Regions from separate parts of the Homo sapiens genome. Here region 2 is linked to region 1. The links are chromatin loops, found by intact Hi-C in ENCODE. Cell type or tissue: Calu3. All regions are shown on one strand. Links, peaks and the distances in the headings refer to the core of each region. The heading gives the core; the rest is flanking DNA. Region 1 has its middle 9.6 kb from the start of LGALS13. Region 2 has its middle 14 kb from the start of LGALS16.

Evidence for each region. Hi-C counts contacts between places; a loop is a spot of excess contacts. Peaks named below come from ENCODE experiments on the same cell type or tissue, not always from the same donor. Only the 100,000 strongest peaks of a DNase experiment are listed, where the experiment ranks them.
Region 2: a loop joins it to region 1, with 2.7 times the contacts of the local background. A loop is called at or near these places in 4 of 110 quality-filtered maps.

The regions. Positions count from the first base shown.
Region 1 is chr19:39,591,486-39,594,290 of GRCh38, forward strand. No RefSeq gene overlaps it. Among named protein-coding and RNA genes, the nearest start is that of LGALS13, 9.6 kb to the right of the region's middle. In Calu3, for the core only: no CTCF peak of the experiment used is centred there; no DNase peak of the experiment used is centred there.
Region 2 is chr19:39,640,500-39,643,304 of GRCh38, forward strand. It overlaps the pseudogene LOC100129935. Among named protein-coding and RNA genes, the nearest start is that of LGALS16, 14 kb to the right of the region's middle. In Calu3, for the core only: no CTCF peak of the experiment used is centred there; a DNase peak (open chromatin) is centred at 1,422.

The sequences.
Region 1 (2,805 bases), core at 10-2,509:
TTAAAAAAGACAATTCTAAACAAAAAGAACAAAGCTAGAAGCATCACTTTACCCAACTTAAAAGTATACTACAGGGCCACAGTAACTGAACAGTATGGTACTGGTACAAAAACAGACACATAGACAAGTGGGACAGAATAGAGAGCCCAGAAATAAGGTCACACACCTACAACCATCTGATCTTTAACAAAGCTGACCAAACAAGCACTGGAAAATGAACTTTCTCTTCAAGAAATGGTTTTGGGATAACTGGTAGCCATATGCAGATGATTGAAACTGAATCCCTTCCTTGCATTATGTAGAAAAAATCAATTCAAGAGGGGTTTTAAGACTTAAATGTAAAACCCAAAACTATAAAAACCCTGGAAGTCTACCTAGGCAATATCATTCTAAATGTAGGAATGGGGAAAAGTTTCATAACAAAGATGCCAAAAGCAATCACAAGAAAAGCAAAAATTGACAAATGGATCTATTTAAACTAAAGAGCTTCTGCACAGCAACGGAAACTATCAACAGAGTCAACAGACAACCTACAGAATTGGAGAAAATATTTGCAAATTATGTATCTGAAAAAGGTCTTATATCTAGCATCTATAAGGAATTGTAATTACTTTACAAGAAAAGAACAAACAACTGCATAAAAAAGTGGGCAAAGGGGCCGGGCGTGGTGGCTCACGCCTGTAATCCCAGCGCTTTATGAGGTGGAGGAGAGCGGATCACGAGGTCAGGAGATTGAGACCATTCCGGCTAACATGGTGAAACCCTTCTCTACTGAAAATACAAAAAATTAGCCGGGTGTGGTGGCACGCACCTGTAGTCCCAGCTACTCGACAGGCTGAGGAAGGAGAATCTCTTGAACCCGAAGGCAGTTGTTGCAGTGAGCCGAGATCGCGCCACTACACTCCAGCCTGGGCGACAGAGCGAGACTCGATCTCAAAATAAAAGTAGGCAAAGGGCTGAATGCGGTGGCTCATGCTTGTAATTTCAGCACTTTAAGTGGCTGAGGCAGGTGCATCGCTTGAGCCCAGGAGAGACCAGCCTGGACAACATGGTGAAACCCTATCTCTACAAAATTAGAAAAATTAGGCAAATGTTACCCCATGCACCAGTAATCCCAGCTACTCAGAAGGCTGAACTGGGAGGATCACCTGAGCCCAGGCACAAATTGCAGTGAGCCGAGATTGCTCCGCTGCACTTCAGCCTGGGTGTCAGAGTGAGACCCTGTCTCAAAGAAAAGTAGACAAAGGACAGGAACAGACACTTCTCAAAAGAAGACATACATGTGGCCAAAAAGCATATGAAAAGAAGCTCAACATCCCTGAATGTTAGAAAAATGCAAATCAAAACCACAATGAAATACCATCTCTCACCAATCAGAATGGCTACTCTTCAAAAGTCAAAAAATAACAGATGCTAGCAAGCTTGTAAAGAAAAGGGAACACTTACACATTGTTGGTGGTATTAGTTTAACCATGGTGGAAAGCAATGTGATGATTCTTCAAACAGCTAAAATAGAACTACCATTTAACCCATGTATCCCATCACTGGGTATATACCGAGAAGAATATAAATCATTCTACCATAAAAACATGTGCATGTGAATGTTTATTACCACAGTATTCACAATGGCAAAAACATGGAATCAACCTCAATGCCCATGGAGGACAGACTGGATAGAGAAAATGTGGTACATATACACCATAGTATTCTATGCAGCCTCAAAAAAGAATGAGATTATGTCTTTTGCAGAAACATGGATGGAGCTGTAGACCATTTTCCTTAGCAAACAAATGTGGAAACAAAAAATGAAATGCTGCATGTTCTCACTTAGAAGTGTGAGCTAAATGATGAGGCTCATGGACACCAAGAGGGGAACAACACGCACCGGGGCCTACTTGAGAGTGGAGGGTGAAAGATGGGACAGGAGCTGAAAAAATGACTATTGGGTTCTAGGCTTAGCAACTGGATGATTAAATGATCTGTACCACAAACGCCCATGACACGAGTTTTCCTGCACATGTACCCCTGAATGTAAAATAAAAGTTTAAAAAACAAAGAAAAAAATAATCTCATCTTTCTTCTGGAATCTGCAGCACAACCAGTATCCCTGAAACTTTGATTTACATGGACACCAAGAGAAAGGAGAGGGTATAGCTAGAGCCCAGATGTGTGACAGACAGATGAGAGCAGCCCTCACCTGGTAGAGCCAATGGGCCTAGGGTGGGGCAGGTTCATGCCAGGACTTTCTCTACCTCTCTCCCAGATCATCCTGAGGATCAAGATCAGTGCTGTCCCAGAATGTTTAAAGGCAGAAAGAATGATTACCTTCTAGAGCCAACGACTTTACCAAGAATCCTCACCTTAAAAAAATTTATTTTTGTACAAATTGAGAAAATGTATATCTTCCGGGTAGATTCTCTCCGGTGTAGAAAAGGTTTGAGGGGCACAAAGGCTGTGCTTTAAAATCATTCTTCCTTGCTCCCTCATCATTATGCTTGCATTTCCCTGGTAACCCAATCCACAGCCTAGTACCTCTCCCAGTATAATTTCGCTGCATTACAGACACAGGCCTGCAAACAGCTATGGTTTTAACTGAGTTTCTTCCTGACAGCTGAGCCTTTCTCACCCTGCAAGGGAAGCTTGCTGAGAGGAAATTGGAATCAGGAATGAAAGCAGAGGGCATGGTTTACAGGGACCATTTAAATGCTGCAACTCAAAGATTCACACAGAAGCCCGGACACAATTCCGAAGTTGCCCAGAGGAAGCAAAAATGTCAGAGCTACAGGTAAGTTGAATACCCTTTAT
Region 2 (2,805 bases), core at 267-2,766, 49 kb after region 1:
TCTACACTGGGATGAATGAGAACTCAGACATCGCCTTCCATTTCTGAGTGCACTTTGGCCATTGTTTGGTCATTGACAGCCATGTGTGTGGGGCCTGGAAGTGTGAGGGGAGATGCCACAATGTGTTCTTCAAGGACGGCAAACAATTTGATCTGAGCATCTTGGTGCTAGACAATGAATACCAGGTGAGTGCCCTAGGAGCTCCCGGTATCCAGCCTCCATGGGTTCTCAGAGCAGGAGGCAGCTCTCCCTGGCCTGACCCAAATAGATTTTCAGGACCCATTTCTCATAACTACTCTTACCCCAGGCTTTTTATCACAGAGCACCCTCTGGTTGCACCGCTATCCTCAGCTCGTTTCCAAAATCTGACCGTGATCAGTATCAGCTCATCTGGCATTTCCCCCAAGGTGAAGAATCTCCTGTCTTTTCTCACTGTATTCATTTCTACTTATGTTGCTGTTTAAATTTTCACTTTGCTGAATGAATACAATATTCATAAGAATAAAATTGTTTTAGTCAATGAAAAATTAAGGCTTTGTCTCACTCCTGGACCCAATCTTATTCCTGAGAGCATTACCAGCGCTCTGCTCTCCTTCCACAGGAAATCTTTGCTTATAGAAGCATATAGATCTACAATTTCATTTGTTTTTAAGAAAATCCTAGTATACATTGCTCCACACGTTACACCTTAAAAACTGAGTTGATTTGTTGTGAAAGAATATATCTTGAAGATACCGTCTATTAATGGTGCTTCCTCAGTTTTTAAAGAATGCATAATATTGCATTATAAGGATTACCTAAAATTATTAATCTTGACTCTTTTTAAGGGCCTTGAGGTTATTTCCAATATTTTGCTCTCACTAATGGTGCTGTATTAAGACTTCTAGTCAATTCTTTTGTTTTATCCACCTCCCTTACTTATATTGAAAGATAATCATAAAGAAATGAAAAACTGGTTCAAAAATGTGTGCATTTTAAATTTAACAAATTGACACCTAGAAGGTTACTTTATAGACTCAGTAATGAAGAATATATCCAAATGTTCTGGCCCTTTCTTATGAGTAGAGCAAAAGATTCACATTTTATTCAGATTCAAGTGAAGGATCTCTTTCTATGCTTAGAAACCGTTCAAAATGATAGCCTATGTTTTGCAACACTTGTCCAATTCTACCTCTCCAACAACACTTGAATTTTATTCTTGGCCACCATCAGCCCAGATCTAGGCAACTCCAAAGAGAAACTGGGCCATCAGTAGGGAATGGCAGTCAGAGTTCATGGAACAGATATATATGCATTCAATGAACATAATCCAGTGTTAATCCTGTTTGAACCCCTGTACAAGATGCAGGGATTCAAGTTCATGAAATACAGTCACTAGCCATGGGGATTTTCCAAGCTAGACGGGAGGCTGAGCAAACATAGACCATGTGACACAGAGTGGTACAGCCTTGCTGGAGGAAACAGAGGAAACACTAGAAATAATGTGAGCACTCTCTCAAATAGTTAATCTTTAACAGGATTGTGAGTCTTGGGTTCAGTTATATAACTAGCAGTTTTCTCAGGGGATGTTGTAGGTATAGGAGAGAGTAGAGAGAAGGCTGAAAGTTTGTTTGGTGGCATACTGTCTTTCTGAGGCACTTTTCCTCTTGTAGGTAATAATAAATGGCCAACACCATACATCTTTGCCCATCCACTTCCACCATGTTCTATGAAGATTTTGCAAGTGTGGGAAGATGTCTCCCTGACCTCAATGTCTGTCTGCAATTTATGGAGATGACCACACCCCTCATTGTTGAGGAATCCCTCTTTCCATGTGACCATAGGATCCCCAGAGCCTGCTAACAGCATGATCTCTCCTCACCCTTTTCCCTACACTTGGTCATTAAAACATCACCAAACTTCCCAGAATTTGGTTCTTGCTTTAAGGGGGAAAGAGAAAGTGGTAATCCCCAAGAGGCCCCGAGGAACTTTATGGGAAGCATCCAGAAATCAAATAGGATAAACCTTCTTGTGACTCCAGGAGTGAATGACAAGGTCCCTGCAATATCTTAGGAGACATTAGGTACAGCATCCTTTGACAGCATATTGTTGACATCAGAGACTCTGAGACAAAATCTTTACCCTATCTTAGATGACTCACTGCACTGAAATGTTAGGTAGATGTTTACAGCCACACAGATGTACCTCGTGGCTTTGGGGAGAAATTTTGTAACTTAAGAACAATCTAGTGGAATTTCCTAATACTTTCCATTATTTTCAGGATATTTATTGTATGTTAACACGGTGCCTGGCTCTGTATAGGCTGCCATACAGGAGCTTTACAAAAAGACACGTTTCTCACTTGAAAATTTCAATCCAAGCAACAGTTAGAGAATCACAGGAGTCCAAAGATTTCTCTTAAAGAACCCCAATTGTGGAAGATAGTGTGGCAATTCCTCACGGATCTAGAACTAGAAATACCATTTGACCCAGCAATCCCATTACTGGGCATATACCCAAAGGATTATAAATCATTCTGCGATAAAGACACATGCACACATGTGTTTCTTGCGGCACTATTCACAATAGCAAAGACTTGGAACCAACCCAAAAGTCCATCAATGATAGACTGGATTATGAAAATGTGGTACATACACACCATGGAATACTATGCAGCCATAAAAAGGATGAGTTTATGTCCTTTGCAGGGACATGGATGAAGCTGGAAACCATCATTCTCAGCAAACTATCAGAAGATCAGAAAACAAAACACCACATGTTCTCACTCATAAGTGGGAGCTGAACAATGAGAACACATGGACACAG